Regions from separate parts of the Homo sapiens genome. Here region 2 is linked to region 1. A link is a loop called in an ENCODE intact Hi-C map of the cell type or tissue named here. Cell type or tissue: tibial artery. All regions are shown on one strand.

Region 1 (8,000 bases):
CACACACAGCAAATCCTTTAAATCTCAAGGCATCAGGCTGGCCCTCCCTGGTCCTCTTTGACTCTTTGGCCATGTGGTGTCCCCCTGTTGCCCTTTCCTGGTGCAGTTTCAGTCTCCCCATTTTTCTGATCTTCCCTCACTCTCTGAAACAACAAACCTCTTCGAAAGCCTTTCTTGTGTAGAGTAGTTCCAGGGCGCTTTCTGTTCTTGGCCTCTCCTTCTACCCAAGACCTTATGAAGGTGTTATTCCAAAGAAGACAATTCCTTTCCCAAGAGGAGTTCTTGGACCAACAGGATAATAATTTTCCAGTCATCTTGTATGTTTATAAGCATGTCTTAGTTCAGGCTGCTATACCGAAGTACCACAGACTGAGTGTCTTATAAACAACAGACAAACAGACATTTATTCCTCACAGTTCTGGAGGCTGGAAGTCTGAGATCCAGGTCCAGGAAGCGGGTCTGGTGAGGGCTGTCTTCCAGGTTGCAGACTGCCAACTTCTTGTATCCTCACATGGTGGAAAGAGAGTGAGAGCGCTTTCTGGGCTCTCTTTCATTTTTATTTACTTATTTATTTATTTTTGAGACAGAGACTCACTGTGTCACCCAGGCTAGAATGCAGTGGCATGATCTCTGCTCACTGCAACCTCTGCCACCAGGGTTCAAGTGATTCTCCTGCTTTAACCTCCCAAGTAGCTGGGATTACAGGTGCCAGCCACCATGCCTGGGTCATTTTTGTATTTTTAGTAGAGATGGAGTTTCACTGTGTTGGTCAGGCTGGTCTTGAACCCCTGACCTCAAGCAATCCACCTGCTTCAGCCTCCCAAAGTGCTGAGATTACAGGTGTGAGCCACCGCTCCCAGCCAGTGGGCTGTCTTTTATAAGGGCACTAATTCTACTCATGAGGGCTCAACCCTCATAACCTAATTACTTTAGACAGGCCCCCACCTCCCTATACCATCACATTGAAGGTTAAGATTTCAACATATCAACTGGGGTAGGGGGCTCAAACATTCAGTCTATAACAGAGTGTGCCTCACCCCATGGGTCTGAATCAGGTCTGGTCTGAGTTGGTTGTCCCAGATCCCTGCACAGAGCTTGGAATATAGTAGGCCTTCAGTAACATTTGTTGAATAAATGAATTTGTGATAAATGAGAATGATTGATTAAAAAATACTGAATAAAATAATGAATCAGCTAGGCGTGGTGGCTCACGCCTATAATCCCAGCACTTTGGGAGGCCGAGGCGGGCGGATCACCTGAGGTCAGGAGTTTGAGACTAGTCTGGCCAACATGGTAAAACCCCAACTCTACTAAAAATACAAAAAATTAGCCAGGCATGGTGGTGGGTGCCTGTAATCTCAGCTACTTGGCAGGCTGAGGCAGGAGAATCACTTGAACCCGGGAAGCAGAGGTTGTAGTGAGCTGAGATCGCGCCATTGCACTCCAGCCTGGGCAACAAGAGCGAAATTTCGTGTCAAAAAAAAAAAAAAAAGAATGAATCAGTTGACATTAATTGACCTGATGGTTCCCAGGGATCTTTGCCCTGCAAAAGAAGAAGCTGACAGAAGTTCTAGTCCTAATTCTAGTCCCAGTTTTGCCTCTCAGTTGCGTGTAATCATGGGCAGGTCACTTTTCCTCTCTGTACCTCAGGTGAAAAATGAGAAGGAGGCTTCTTGTTATTCCTTTTTGTTCTGCCAACCACACCTCATTCTAATCGTCACCTGCTTGCCACCTGATGCTTCATGCTGGGACCTGGCTGGCCTGCTGGGTAGCTTATTATTAAAATCCACCTGCCTGGTTAAAAAGTGCTTTCAAAGCAGAGGGCCCACCTGGAATTGTTCTAGCTCATGATTCTTGTTCAGCCACACCATTGCATTCCTTGCCTTCCTTTAATGCCTGTTACAACTGCACATTGAATAAGCTCTTTCATTCTCCTCCCAATTTACGAATGAAATCCCATCAATCTTTTCCCATGCCCAGCCCTCACGCAGGAGTGTGTGTCTATGTGTTTGTGTGTGTGAATGCGTGTACCTGCATTCACTTGCATGCATACACACACACCCTCTTCCTTAACCAGGTTTATTGTGTCTGAAATTTTCCGAAACTTTGTATAGGCTTTCTGAAGGAAGTAGAAACCCCATGTAGTATTTGTGTTTTTTTTAAGACAGGGTCTCACTCTGTTGCCCAGGCTGGAGTGCAGTGGCGTGATCTTGGCTCCCCGTGTAGTATTCGTAGCAAGGCTTTGGTCATAGTTGCTTTTTCACTGTTTGAGGCCTTCACTGGAGCTATCTACCATGAGTCCTCAGAGGCCAGGATTTCCAAGGAGTAACTGATCAGTTTTCATTCGTTCTTAGCTCATTGATATCACTAAGCCTCTGTGTCAATAACTAATGTAAGTATGTATGTATGTATGTAAGTGCAGTGGTGTGATCATAGCTCACTGCAGCCTCAAACTCCTGTTCTCAGGTGATCCTCCCATCTCAGTCTCCTGAGTAGCTGGGACCACAGTTACGTGCCACCACACCTGGCTAATTAAAAAAATTTTTTTTGTAGAGATGGGTCTTGCCATGTTGCCCAGGCTGGTCTTGAACTGCCAACCTCAAGCAATCTTCCCTCCTTGGCCTCCCAAAGTGCTGGGATTACAAGTGTGAGCCACTATGCCTAGCCAACATCTAAGATCTTTTTTTTTTTTTTGAGACAGGGTCTCGCTCTGTATCCCAGGCTGGAGTTCAGTGGCACGATCTCCGCTCGCTGCAACCTCCGCCTCCTGGGTTCAAGTGATTCTCCTGCCTCAGCCTCCCAAGTAGCTGGATTACAGGTGCGTACCACCATGCCTGGCTAATTTTTTGTATTTTTAGTAGAGATGGGGTTTCACCATTTTGGCCAGGCTGGTCTTAAACTCCTGATCTCAAGTGATCTGCCCACCTCGGCCTCCAAAAGTTCTTGGATTATAGGCGTGAGCCACCGCACCTGGCACAACAACTAAGATCTTTCTTCCCGCCTCCCTGCTCCCCCAGAGACAGTCTCGCTCTGTCAACCAGGCTGGAGTGCAGTGGCGCAATCTTGGCTCACTGCAACCTCCACTTTCCAGGTTCAAGTGATCCTCCCGTCTCAGCCTCCCAAGTAGCTGGGATTACAGGCGCGTGCCACCATGCCCAGCTAATTTTTGTATTTTTTTAGAGACAGGGTTTCACCATGTTGGCTAGGCTGGAAAACTAAGATCTTAATTTGAGTGCCAAAGGGTGTCCCACAGCTCCTTTCCTATATTTTGTTATTGGGGCGGGGCCAGGACACACATTTCAGTAATCTTTGCTTTTAAGGGTTATGAGGTAACTTAAAATATGGAAAAAAAAAAAACAGGTATAACACACAGAACCTTAGATTTCATTGTTGCCAAGCTCCATGTGAACTAGGATATGAATAGTAGCAATGATTCAATTATTATTAATAGCATACACTTACTAGATACCAAACACTGGGTGAAGTGTGATACATAAGTCATCTCATTTATGTAAACATTGTGAGGAAATAGAGCACTGGAGAGTTAAGGAACTCACTCGGGTACTCACTGCTGGTAAGTGATGCAGCCAGGATTCAACCCAGCCCATCAGATGGCAGCATCTGCATCTATAACCATTACACTATTTCTTTCTTCAAGCTCCCAATTTGTGTTCTGAGGAGAGACTAAATAAGGAAAAGAAAAAAATGTCTTCCCCTATTTAGCCACCAGACCTTTGCCCATGACTTGGAAGTGTTTGCTGTGGAGTCTCCTATCTTGTCTTTTTTTTTTTTTTTGAGATGGAGTCTCGCTCTGTCTCCCAGGCTGGAGTGCAGTGGCATGATCTCGGCTCACTGCAATCTCCTCCTTCTGGGCCCAAGCGATTCTCCTGCCTCATTCTTCCCAGTAGCTGGGATTATAGGCTTCCGCCCCAACGCCTGGCTAATTTTTGTATTTTTAGTAGAGACAAGGTTTCTCTATTGGTCAGGCTGGTCTGGAACTCCTGACCTCAAGTGATCCTCCCCCTTTGGTATCCCAAAGTGCTGGGATTACAGGCGTGAGCCACTGCACCTAGCCTCCTATCTTGTCTTCATGAGTGTTCAGAATTTTGTGGTGCACTGATCAGAAGCCCAGAGGAATCTAGACTTCATTGAGGTGCACCTTGGTATTTGAATCCCACTCTCTCTTTTTGTTTTTATTTTTTGGTGGAGTGGGAGGGTAGGGGCAGACAGAGTCTCACTCTGTTGCCCAGGCCAAAGTGCAGTGGGCACAGCTCACTGCAGCCTTGACCTCACAGGCTTAAATCATCCTCCCACCTCAGCCTCCGGAGTAGCTAGGACTATAGGTGCACCACCACACCTGGCTAATTTTTGTATTTTTTGTAGAACTGAGGTTTCGCCATGTTGCCCAGGCTGGTCTCAAACTCCTGGGCTCAAGCAATCTGCCCGCCTCGGCCTCCCAAAGTGCTGAGATTACAGTCATGAGCTACTGTGCCCAGCCCAAATTCCTCTTTATCAGCATCAGATCATATCAATATCAATTTTATAAAGACCATTAATATCAACCAGGAGAAGGATGAAAGCAAAATGTTCTAAGAGCAAAGGGACTGCTGATTATCATCAAGTGACCCTATTTCACAGGAAGAAAATGTGGATGACATTTTATGACCAACAGCATTGTTTATTTAACCTTGGAGCACAATAGAGAAAAACTTTTGACTCCAACCCCCAGTCCCTGAAGGCAGAAGTCTGAAATACCCTCTCAATTCTGTTTATGGCCTTAAAGCATTTGTCTTAGCCTATATTCTCCCCAAAGCAGGGCCTGAGACAAAGGCTTATGTGTGAGTAGTTTAATTTGCTGTGCTGATCTCAGGAAGCAGGAGCTATGCTTGCAGAAAATGAAATAGGGAGTGCAAATATAAGGATAAGATATTAACTACTACTGAGGACAACTGATTACTCAAGCATGGGAGACCTTCTGAGAGACCATATAGGATGCATTTAAGGACTGTCTTGCTCAGGGGAAGAGAGGGAGAAAAGGTTATCCATCAGTTTCCCTCTCCCATTGGTCAAGACTGGCCCTAGGGAACATTTATGTTTCCTGTAAATGAGTGCTAAGTGGACTCCCACAGACATCAGGCATGGCAGCTCAAAGAGACTGGAAGGCAGAAAATGAAAGACATGAGACGGGCCTGAGGCCAGGCATTTTCAGGTTACATCTTCATGAAGATGGTCACTGCTGCACAATGGCTGGAATAAGAGGTGAGACTGACAAGATATGAAGTGGGACATGAGAGGTGTTTGACAGAGTCCAACCCTTGCACCATTCAAGCCCACTTAAAATGCCCTTGTGTAAATTTAATTTGTCATACGGTCGTCTTCAGTATGGCAGTTGGCTGCGTTCTCTGCAAACACTTGATAATCCAAGCAAATTAGTGAAACAAGTTATAACACTTGCTGCTACAGTTGATCCCAAAGCTGTAATTGATATTCATTATCTGCTTCTTCTACCACTCAATCTAGATTTCTCTTATTCTCATCTAGCACTTTGGCTGGCCTGGATTTCTTGCTTGGTGGTGGGACTATGACTGTCCCTGAAGTCCTTATGATTGCCTTACCCTTGATATGATCATGATTACTACAAATAGCCTGTTCATCATTACCACTGGATTTGTTCCTGAGCTGACACTTAACTGAGCCTTACCAGAACATTCCACCATCATCTGCCAGGGTCTGTTTTATTGCAGAAGCCATAGAGGTGATCTGAATAGAGATATAATGGGCATAAACAGGCTTGTGTCCTCTAAGTCTGTTCTGATGGTGTTAATCTCTGCAGTTCTTTCTGGGATGCAATATTGCTTCTACTGATGGGGGCAGTGAAGTGTCTGGGTAACTTCAGGGGCTTCCACTTGGCCCTTTCTACTACAGACTCTTACTCGGCTGGATGTGGTGGCTCACGCCTGTAATTCCAGCACTTTGGGAGGCCGAGGCGGGCGGATCACTTGAGGTCAGGAGTTCGAGATCAGCCTGGCCAATGTGGTGAAACCCCATCTCTACTAACATTAGAGACTACAAAAATTAGCCGTGTGTGGTGGTGGCATGCCTGTAATTCCAGCTACTCAGGAGGCTGAGGCAGGGGAATCGCTTGAACCCAGGAGGTGGAGGTTGCAGTGAGCCGGGATCAAGCCATTGTACTCCAGCCTGGGTGACAGAACAAGACTCTGTCTCAAAAAAAAAAAAGATTCTTACTCCTCAGGTCAGAAAAACAACACAAGAATTCTAATATCTGCTAAATATATATCTGCTGATCTCTACTTCCAGAAACTGGGGAATTAACCACAGGGTGGGTCCGTGAATGCATAGAACCAATGTGAAATGCATTTGGGCTAGAAGTCATTTTATCACTTGGCTTTCATCATTCAAATTCATCATCTAAAAATGGGGGGCTGCATGCGGTGCCTCACACCTGTAATTCCAGCACTTTGGGAGGCTGAGGTGGGTGGATCATCTGAGGTGAGGAGTTCAAGACTCATCCTGGCCCACAATGCAAAACCCGTCTGCACTAAAAATACAAACATTAGCCAGGCGTGGTGGCGGGCACTTGTAGTCCCAGCTACTCGAGAGGCTGAGGCGGGAGAATCACTTGAACCCAGGAGATGGAGGTTGCAGTCAGCCGAGATTGTGCCACTTCACTCCAGCCTGGGTGACGGAGCGAGACTCCCTGTCAATAAATAAATAAATAAATAAATAATGGGGGTGACAGTTCTTATCACTTACGGGTTTTGTGAGGATTAAATGGTATGTGTAAACACCAAAACAGCTGTTGACACACAGTAGGTGTTCAAGAAATAGTACTGTGATAGGACATTTTTCTACAGAAATCCTGACTCCCGCTTTGGATGATTTCCTTGAATCCTGAGTTTTTTGAATTCCCCAAATTGTCCTCCATGGTACTACATAGTCATTAAGAACAAAGATTTAGGAGCCAGATCATTGGGGTTTTGAATCTTGGCTCTACCAGTCACTAGCTGTTGGATGTTGGGCAAGTGGTTTAATCTATCTGTGATTCAATTTCTTTAATCTATAAAATGAGAAAAATTATATATCTCACAGTATTGTTTTGGTAATTGAGTTATTATATGGAAAACACCTAGAATTGCCTGGCACATAGTAAGCAGAATGTAACTGTTAGCTATTATTATTTTATTGTTATTTTTTGAGATGGGGTCTCACTCTGTTGCCCAGGCTGGAGTGCAATGGTGAGATCATGGCTTGCTGCAGCCTCAACCTCCCACGCTTAAGTGATCCTCCCACCTCAGCCTCCCAAGTAGCTGGGACTACAGGTGCATGCCACCACACCCAGCTAATTTTTGTATATTTGTAGAGACAGGGTTTCACCATGTTACCCAGGCTGGTCTTGAGTCCTGGGCTCAAACAATCCGCACACTTTGGCCTCCCAAAGTGCTGGGATTACAGGTGTGAGCCACCATGCCTGGCCTATTATTATTATTAATTGGCCAACACTACCACCTAGAATTTCTTACTAGCTGGCTTTTTTTCCCCCATCCGTTGCTTAGCTACATATATCTCCCCTCTCACTCTTCTCTTTCTCCTTCCAAATCAAAAGGTTACAGCCTGCTGGTGGCCATTCTGACAGGCTGGGAAGCATAGGCTCCAGTTAGAAGCCAGAAACAGGCTCTTCCTCTCCTTCCAAATCATACCTGGGGGACTCAGCTTTTCTGGGAAACGTAATAATAGAAACATTTACCCAGCACTTACTCAGAGTATTGTGCTAAATTCTTTCCATGGATGAACTCTTAATTTTCACAACAATCTTAAGAGGTAGATATAAATATTATGCCCACTTTATAGATAGGGAAAATTACAGTTTCAGAGAGACATGACAACTTACCTAAGGTCACATTCTAGAAATTGGTAGAGTTGGGATTTGAGCCCAGGTTTGTGATATTCCCTAGCCTATTCTAACCATAGGAATATGGCAT
Region 2 (8,000 bases), 400 kb after region 1:
CTGGGTGTGGTAGCTAATAATCATGAACATCATTATGTTATTTATGAACGTATGACTAGACTAGTCTTAAGGCTGAAAGTTCTACAAAACTAAAATTGCCGTTAGAAAATAATAATAAGTATTTAAGTGTTCCAGGTAGTGTGGAGGACACAGGTCTTCCCTAAAAGGAACTTACCATCTACACAGGGAACCAAAACTGGTAAGTAAGAAATCATTGATGAACAACTGAATGTTAAAACAGGCTATAGTAGGCCAGGCACGGTGGTTCACGCCTGTAATTCCAGCATTTTGGCAGGCTGAGATTGGAGGATCGCTTGAGTCCAAGAGTTTGAGACCAGCCTAGGCAACATAATGACCTTGTCTCTACTAAAAATTAAATTAGCCAGGTGTGGTGGTGTGTGCCTGCAGTCCCAGCTACACAGGAGGCTGAGGTGGGAGGACTGCTTGAGCCCAGGAGTTGGACGTTGCACTGAGCGATGACAGTGCAAGTGCATGCACTCCAGCCTGGGTGACAGCAAAACTGTGACTCAAAAACAAAAAATAAAACCAGCTATAGCAACTGAATACAAGTTTAACAGGAGTTGGAACAAGGGAGGTATTAATATTAGCTAGAAAAAAGTTGTTTTGAGAAGAGGTTTGACCTGGGTTAGCCCACATACCATCTAAAAACGTTTAAAAGAAAATAGGTAAGAGTAATCAAAAAGTGAAACCATCTAGCACAACCAAAATGATGTGTGCCATAAACAACTTAGTCATAAAAATGTATAAGCACCAGAATTTCTGAGGTCTAGTAACTTTGTGTTACCATTTCTAGAATGCACAACAGTTTAGAGAAGAGAAATGCTAGTGCTTACATCAGCCTGCTTCTGCACACTGTTTTACCTATTTTGGATTAGCAATATGAAGTTTTCATATATGTCATTTCACTAATCCTTACAACCGATAAGAATAGTGTTCTTCACATTTTACAAGAGAGGAAATTGAGGATCGTGGTGGTAAAAAGTAGCCAAGAGGTGGCTAACCTGTTTTTCCTCCTCCCTTCTGACATGACAGTGTGGGGAGCTCCTCAGACCCATTCCTCAGTGAAATGCGTAAATGTTATTTAAAAAAAAATTTTTTTTTAATCCAACCATTTAAAGTCTCTAGAAATCGTCTTAAGGGTATACAGCAAATGAAGAAACATCTATTCAAAAAAATCTACTAAAGCTCGGTGAGGACAAGGAGAGTCTGTAATGTCTGAAACAGAGCCCTCTTCCTCCTTTCCCCTCACAGCTTGGCAAGACAGAAACTCTACCCCCCAATTAGAGCCAAGATCACAGGGCTCTAGCAAGAGGGGCAGCATGCAGGCATTTCTCCCCTTTCTCACAGCCACCTGTAGCTGAGGCTAAGTTCTGGGCAAGTGTGGCTGAGAGGTGGAGCCTCCCTTCCTCAGCCCCAGTCCCACTTGGGGGATGGAGGCTCCACCTTGGGCATGGTGCTGCTGAGAACACTAGGGTCCTGACAGCTTTTGCCCCAGATCCTGGGGTGGGGGTTCCATGCCAGGAGAGACAAGCCAAGAAACCTGGGCTGCTGCCTCTTGCTCCACTGAACACTCAGCTCCTAAATCAGGAGGTCTTGTAGTGAGAATGATCCATTGTCCCTTCCGCCAGCACTGGAGCCTGACTCCAACACTGACTGGGCAAAGAAGCAGGCCATAAAACAGAGCTCCAAATCTTTACCCAAAGGAACTGACTTCATTGCAACAAAGTATGTAAAAGTCCAAACTGAACGGTGCTCTCCAGAATAGTGGTGGTTGTGATGAAAGGCAGATTGAAAGAGTCACTGGTGATAAAGGCTAAACTGTAGATTTCCTAGTATGCTGGAAAGAAACAGAAACAGCTGGGAAGAGCCTTTTTGGGGTCAGAACAAACTCAAACGCTGCCCTTGAAAACTATGTCCACAAAGGAGTATAAATTTGATTGGATCAGTTTGTGAAACAATTTATGCCCCAGACTTTGAAAACAATAGCACAATCAGTCTGCAAGTAATGGAGCTTAAGAGGTGGGTGTGGTCAGGGGAAAAGACAGCCAAAGAAAGCTCTACCAAAACCAGTGCCATCCTTATTGTGGGCATACTCAAGGCTATTCCCCCTGAGTGGCAGCATCAGAGGCTTCACACTGGTAGGGGGTGGGAGGGAGGAGAGGGGCAAGACTTGTATCTAGAATATATAAAATACCTCCTACAGGCCCAACAACAAAAAGACAACCCAATTAAAGTCTTTTAAGGCAAAAGACTTAAATAGACATTTTTCCAAAGAAGAGAAATAAATGGTCAATATGTACATAAAAGACGTCCAACATCCTTAGTCATGTTAAATAAGGCATTGTTTTGGGCTAAGCTACTGCACTAGGCATAGTGCAGTAATGGAGTCACTCACACTAAAGTTCCATACCATCAAACTGAAACTGAGTTATCTGGCATTCCTAGAAATCAGGAGAGGGAGATGGCTGAATTTCTCAAGCAGGCCACTTTTAATCAGCATGATAACAAAGTTCCCTCGACCTTTAATCCTTCCAACAAAATGTAACCTGAAGTGACCTAATGTTAACCAATCAGTTACTTTCTATTGTTCTGTTTCACTGTTCCCACCTTGCGCCTTACAAGGAAAGTAACTTTAAAGTGACCAATACACTTCTTGTTCTTTGTTTATATTTCCTTCAGTCATTTTCTGTCTATAAAACCTCAGGTCAGCTCATCAGAATACATTCTATTTTACAGAATGAAGCGTTAGCCCATTCTAGAATTGTTAAATGAAGAAATTTAAATTTTAAAAAATTTGTTGTAATTTTGTCTTTTGATAGTCATTAGGAAAATGCAAATCAAAGCCACAATAATATGCCACTTTACACCCATTAGTATGATTATAATCAAAGAAACTGAAAATAACAAATGTAGGCTAGGATGCAGGGAAAGGAGAAGCCTCAAAATGCTGCGGCCACTCCGAAAAATAGCTTGGCAGTTTTTAAAAATGTTGAACTTAAGGTTTACAACATGACCCAGAAATTCTACCCAAGAGAAATTAAATCATAAATTCATCCACACAAAAACTTTTCAAAAATGTTCATAGCAGCATTTTTCATAGTGAAACAGGTTAAAGGTTATGTAGAAACAATACGAATGTCCATCAAGTGATAAATCAATAAACAAAACATGATACATCCACAAAAGGGACCAGCTTGATATAAAAAGGAATGAAGTACTGATACATACTACAATACTTTATAAGTGAAAGAAGCCAAACACAAAAGACCATACATTGTACGATTCCATTTATATGAAAAGTTTCAGAAGAGGCAAATCCACAGAAAGCAGATTTGTGGTTACCTAGAGCTAAGGGTGGGAATGGCAAGGGGCTGCTACTGGGTACAGTTTATTTTTGGGGTGATAAAAATGTCCTCAAATTAGACCGTGGTGATTGGCTGTACAACCCTGAGAACATACTGAAAACCATGCAACTTTATACAGTTGTGCATAGCCTGAGGCAGACACGTTCTGAGAAATGCATCACTAGGTAATTTCACTGTTGTGCGAACATCACGGAGTCTATTTACACAGACGGGGTATAGCCTACTACCCCCAGGCTACAAACCTGTATAACATGTTACTGATACTACTGAATACTTTGGCAATTGTAACACAATGGTAAGCGTGTGTGTATGTAAACATATCTAAATATGGAATTGGTACAGTAAAAATACAGTATTATAATCTTATGGGATCACCATGGTATATGTGATGTGTCACTGACTGCAATGTTGCTATGCGGCACATGACTACACTTTCATATTTTATGGTATGTGAGATATGTTCCAATAAAATAGTTTTTTAAAAACCCTGCTCCAGGCTGGGCGCGGTGGCTCATGCCTGTAATCCCAGCACTTTGGGAGGCCAAGGCGGACGGATCACCTGAGGTCAGGAGTTTGAGACCAGCCTGGTCAAGATGGTGAAATCCCGTCTCTACTAAAAATACAAAAATTAGCCGGGCGTGGTGGCAGGCGCCTGTAATCCCAGCTATTTGGGAGGCTGAGGCAGGAGAATTGCTTTAACCTGGGAGGTGGAGGTTGCAGTGAGCCAAGATTGCGCCATTGTACTCCAGCCTGGGGAACAAGAGCGAGACTTTGTCTCAAAAAAAAACAAAAAACAAACAAAAAAAACCCACCAAAAACAACCCTGCTCCATCTCATTCCTAAAGCTATCCAACTTTATTTCCTATGATTCACCAATACGAACCTTCTCATGTATCTCTCCACCCAGAGTCTAATAAAAACCCCTACATTCATTTTATATTTTAGGTTTGGGGATACATGTGAAGGTCTGTTACATAAACACGTGTCATGGGAGTTTGTTGTACATATTACATAACCCAGGTATTAAGCTCAGTACCCAACAGTTATCTTTTCCGCTCTTCTCCCTCCTCCCATCCTCCCCCCTCAGGAAGACACCAGTGTCTGTTGTTTCTTTCTTTGTGTTCATAAGTTCTTATCATTTAGCTCCCACTTACAAGTGAGAACATGCGGTATTTAGTTTTCTGTTCCTGCATTAGTTTGCTAAGGATGATAGCCTCCAGTTCCATCCACGTTCCCCCAAGACATGATCTCATTCCTTTTTATGGCTGCATAATATTCTACGGTGTATGTGTACCATATTTTCTTTATCCAGTCTGTCACTGATGGGCACTTAGGTTGACTCCGTATCTTTGCTATTGTGAACAGTGAGGCAATGAACATTCACGTGCATGTGTCTTTATGGTGTGAAAGGAAAATGCATCTTGGGCCCCAAAATCACTAAGCTAAAGGGAAAAGTCAAGCCGGGAACTGCTTGGGCAAACTTCCTCTCATTCTATTCAAAGTCATCCCTCTGCTCACTGAGATAAATGCATATTTGATTGCCTCCTTTGGTGAGGCTAATCAGAAACTCAGTAAGAATGCAACCACTAGTCTCTTATCTACCTATGACCTGGAAGCCCCCTCCCCACTTCGAGTTCTCCCATCTTTCTGGATCGAACCAATGTTCATCTTACGTATATGGATTGATGTCTCATGTCTCCCTAAAATGTATAAAACCAAGCTGCACTCGGACCACCTTGGGCACATGTCATCAGGGCCTCCTGAGGCTGTGTCACAGGCACGCATCCTCAACTTTGGGAAAATCAACTTCCTAAATTGACTGAGACTTGTCAATTTTGGAGTTCACAATATTTGGGCTTCACAATGATAAAATGCTTTATATTCCTCCGGGTATATACCCAGTAATGGGACTGCCAGGTCAAATGGTAGTTCTGCTTTTAGCTCTTTCAGAAATCACCATACTGCTTTCCACAATGGTTGAGCTAATTTATACTCCCTCCAACAGCATATAAGGGTTTCCCTTTTCTCTGTAACCTGGCCAGCACTGTTATTTTTTTATTTTTTAATTATCGCCACTGACTGGTGTGAGATGGTATCTCATTGTGGTTTTGATTTGCATTTCTCTAATGATCAGTGATATTGAGCTTTTTTTCATATGCTTGTTGGCCTCAAGCATGTCTTCTAACAAGTGTCTGTTCATGTCCTTTGCACCCCCCCTTTTTTTTTCTTTTTTGAGACAAAATCTCGCTCTGTTACCTAGGCTAGAGTGCAGTGGCATGATTTCAGCTCACTGCAACCTGCACCTCCCGGGTTCAAGCGATTCTTCTGCCTCAGCCTCCTGAGTAGCTGGGATTACAGGCATGTGCCACCATGCCCGGCTAATGTTTGTATTTTTAGTAGAGAAAGGGTTTCACCATGTTGGCCAGGCTGGTCTCGAACTCCTGACCTCAAGTGATCCATCCAACTCGGCCTCCCAAAGTGCTGGGATTATAGGCATGAACCACCATGCCTAGCCATTTGCCCACTTTTTAATGGGGTTGTTTTTCTCTTCTAAGTAAGTTCCTTATAGATCCTGGATATTAGACCTTTATCAGATGCATAATTTGCAAATATTTTCTTCCATTCTGTAGGCTGTTTATTCTGCTGACAGTTTCTTTTGCTATGCAGAAGCTCTTAAGTTTAATTAGATCCAATTTGTCAATTTTTGCTTTTGTTGTAATTGCTTTTGATGTCTGTCATGAAATCTCTGCCAGGATGGTATTGCCTAGGTTGTCTTCCAGGGTTTTTACAGTTTTGGGTTTTACATTTAAGCCTCTTTAATCCATCTTGAGTTGATTTTTGTACATGATGTAAGGAAGAGGTCCAGCTTCAATCGTCTGCATACGGCTAGCCAGTTGTCCCAGCACCATTTATTAAATAGGGAGTCTTTTCCTCATTGCTTGTTTTTGTCAGCTTTGGGGAGGATCAGATTGTCATAGATGTGCGGCCTTATTTCTGGACTCTTTATTTTGTTCCATTGGTCTATGTGCCTGTTTTTGTACCAGTACCACACTGTTTTGGGAGTGGAGCCTTGTAGTATAGTTGGGTAACATGATTCTTCCAGCTTTGTTCTTTTTGCTTAGGATTGCCTTGGCTATCTGGGCTCTTGGCTATCTGGGCTATCTTGGCTATCTGGGCTCTGTTCCATATAAATGTTAAAATAATTTTTTCTAGTTCTGTGAGGAATGTTGTTGATAGTTTGATATGAACAACATTGAATCTGTAATTTGCTTTGGGTAGTATAGCCATTTTAATGATATTGATTCTTCCTACCCATGAGCATGGGATATTTTTCCATTTGTTTGTATCTTCTCTGATTTCTTTGAGCAGTGTTTTATAATTCTCATGTAGAGCTCTTTCACCTCCCTGGTTAGCTGTATTCCTAGGCGTGTGTGCGTGTGTGTGTGTGTGTGTGTGTCAACTGTGAATGGGACTGACTTTCTGCTTTGGCTCTCAGTTTGGTTGTTGTTGGTGTATAGGAATGTTAGTGATTTTTGTATACTGATTTTGTATCCTGCAACTTTGCTCAAGTTATTTATCAGCTGAAGGAGCTTTTGGGCTGAGGCTATGGCATTCTCTAGATATAGAATCATGTTGTCTGCAAACAGACATAGTTTGACTTCCTCTCTTCCTATTTAGATGTCCTTTATTTATCTTGCCTGACTGCTGTGGCTAGGACTTCCAATACTATGTTGAAGAGAAGTGGTGAGGGCATCCTATAGTCTTCTGCTGGTTTCCAAGGGGAATGCTTCCAGCTTTTGCCCATTTGGTATAATGTTGGCTGTGGGTTTGTCATAGATGGCTCTTATTATTTACAGGTATGTTCCTTCAATATCTAGTTTATTGAGAGTTTTTAACATGAGATGTTGAATTATATCAAAAGCCTTTTCTGCATTAGTTCTATTTATGTGATGAATCACTGTGATTGATTTTTGTATGCTGAAGCAACCTTGCATCCCAGCAATGAAGCCTACTTCATGGTGGATTAAATTTCTGATGTGCTGCTGGATTCAGTTTGCAAGTATTTTGTTGAGGATTTCTGCATCAATGTTCATCAAGGTTACTAGCTTGATATTTTCTTTTTTTGTTGTGTCTCTCCCAGGTTTTGGTATCAAGATGATGCTGGCCTCACAGAATGAGTTGAGGAGAAGTTCCCCCTCCATAATTTTTTGGAAGTTACTGTTGGAATGGCACCAGCTCTTCATTGTACATCTGGTAGAACTCAGCTATGAATCCATCAGGTCCTGGGCTTTTTTGGTTGGTAGACTATTTATTATTTATTCAGTTTTAGAGTTTTGTTATTGGTCTGTTCAGAGAATCAATGTTTTCCTGGCTCAGTCTTCAGAGGGTGTATGTTTCCAGCAATTTAGAGGTGTTCGTAGTAGTTTCTGATGGTTGTTTACTACTCTGGAGTCAGTAGTAACATTCCCTTTGTCATTTCCAATTGTGTTTATTTGATCTTCTCTCTTCCTAATTAGTCTAGCTGGTGGCCTATCATCAATTTTTTCAAAAAACTAACTCCTGGATTTGCTGATATTTTGAATGTTTTTTTGTGTCTCAGCTTCCTTCAGTTCA

What was found. Hi-C counts contacts between places; a loop is a spot of excess contacts. Peaks named below come from ENCODE experiments on the same cell type or tissue, not always from the same donor. Only the 100,000 strongest peaks of a DNase experiment are listed, where the experiment ranks them.
Region 2: it touches region 1 in a loop (5-fold over the local background); 50 of 110 quality-filtered maps call a loop at or near these places.

Annotation. Positions count from the first base shown.
Region 1 is chr11:78,146,276-78,154,275 of GRCh38, forward strand. KCTD21-AS1 (KCTD21 antisense RNA 1) reads left to right here. Exons shown (of 3, transcript NR_102281.1): 2 at 2,702-2,818. Among named protein-coding and RNA genes, the nearest start is that of KCTD21-AS1, 10 kb to the left of the region's middle. In tibial artery, a CTCF peak has its summit at 3,641 (motif pointing right); no DNase peak of the experiment used is centred here; H3K27ac peaks cover 1,708 bases.
Region 2 is chr11:78,547,688-78,555,687 of GRCh38, forward strand. The region is part of intron 5 of NARS2 (asparaginyl-tRNA synthetase 2, mitochondrial); the gene reads right to left. It overlaps NARS2-AS1 (NARS2 antisense RNA 1), which reads left to right. Exons shown (of 4, transcript NR_120566.1): 3 at 7,528-7,682. Among named protein-coding and RNA genes, the nearest start is that of NARS2-AS1, 19 kb to the left of the region's middle. In tibial artery, no CTCF peak of the experiment used is centred here; no DNase peak of the experiment used is centred here.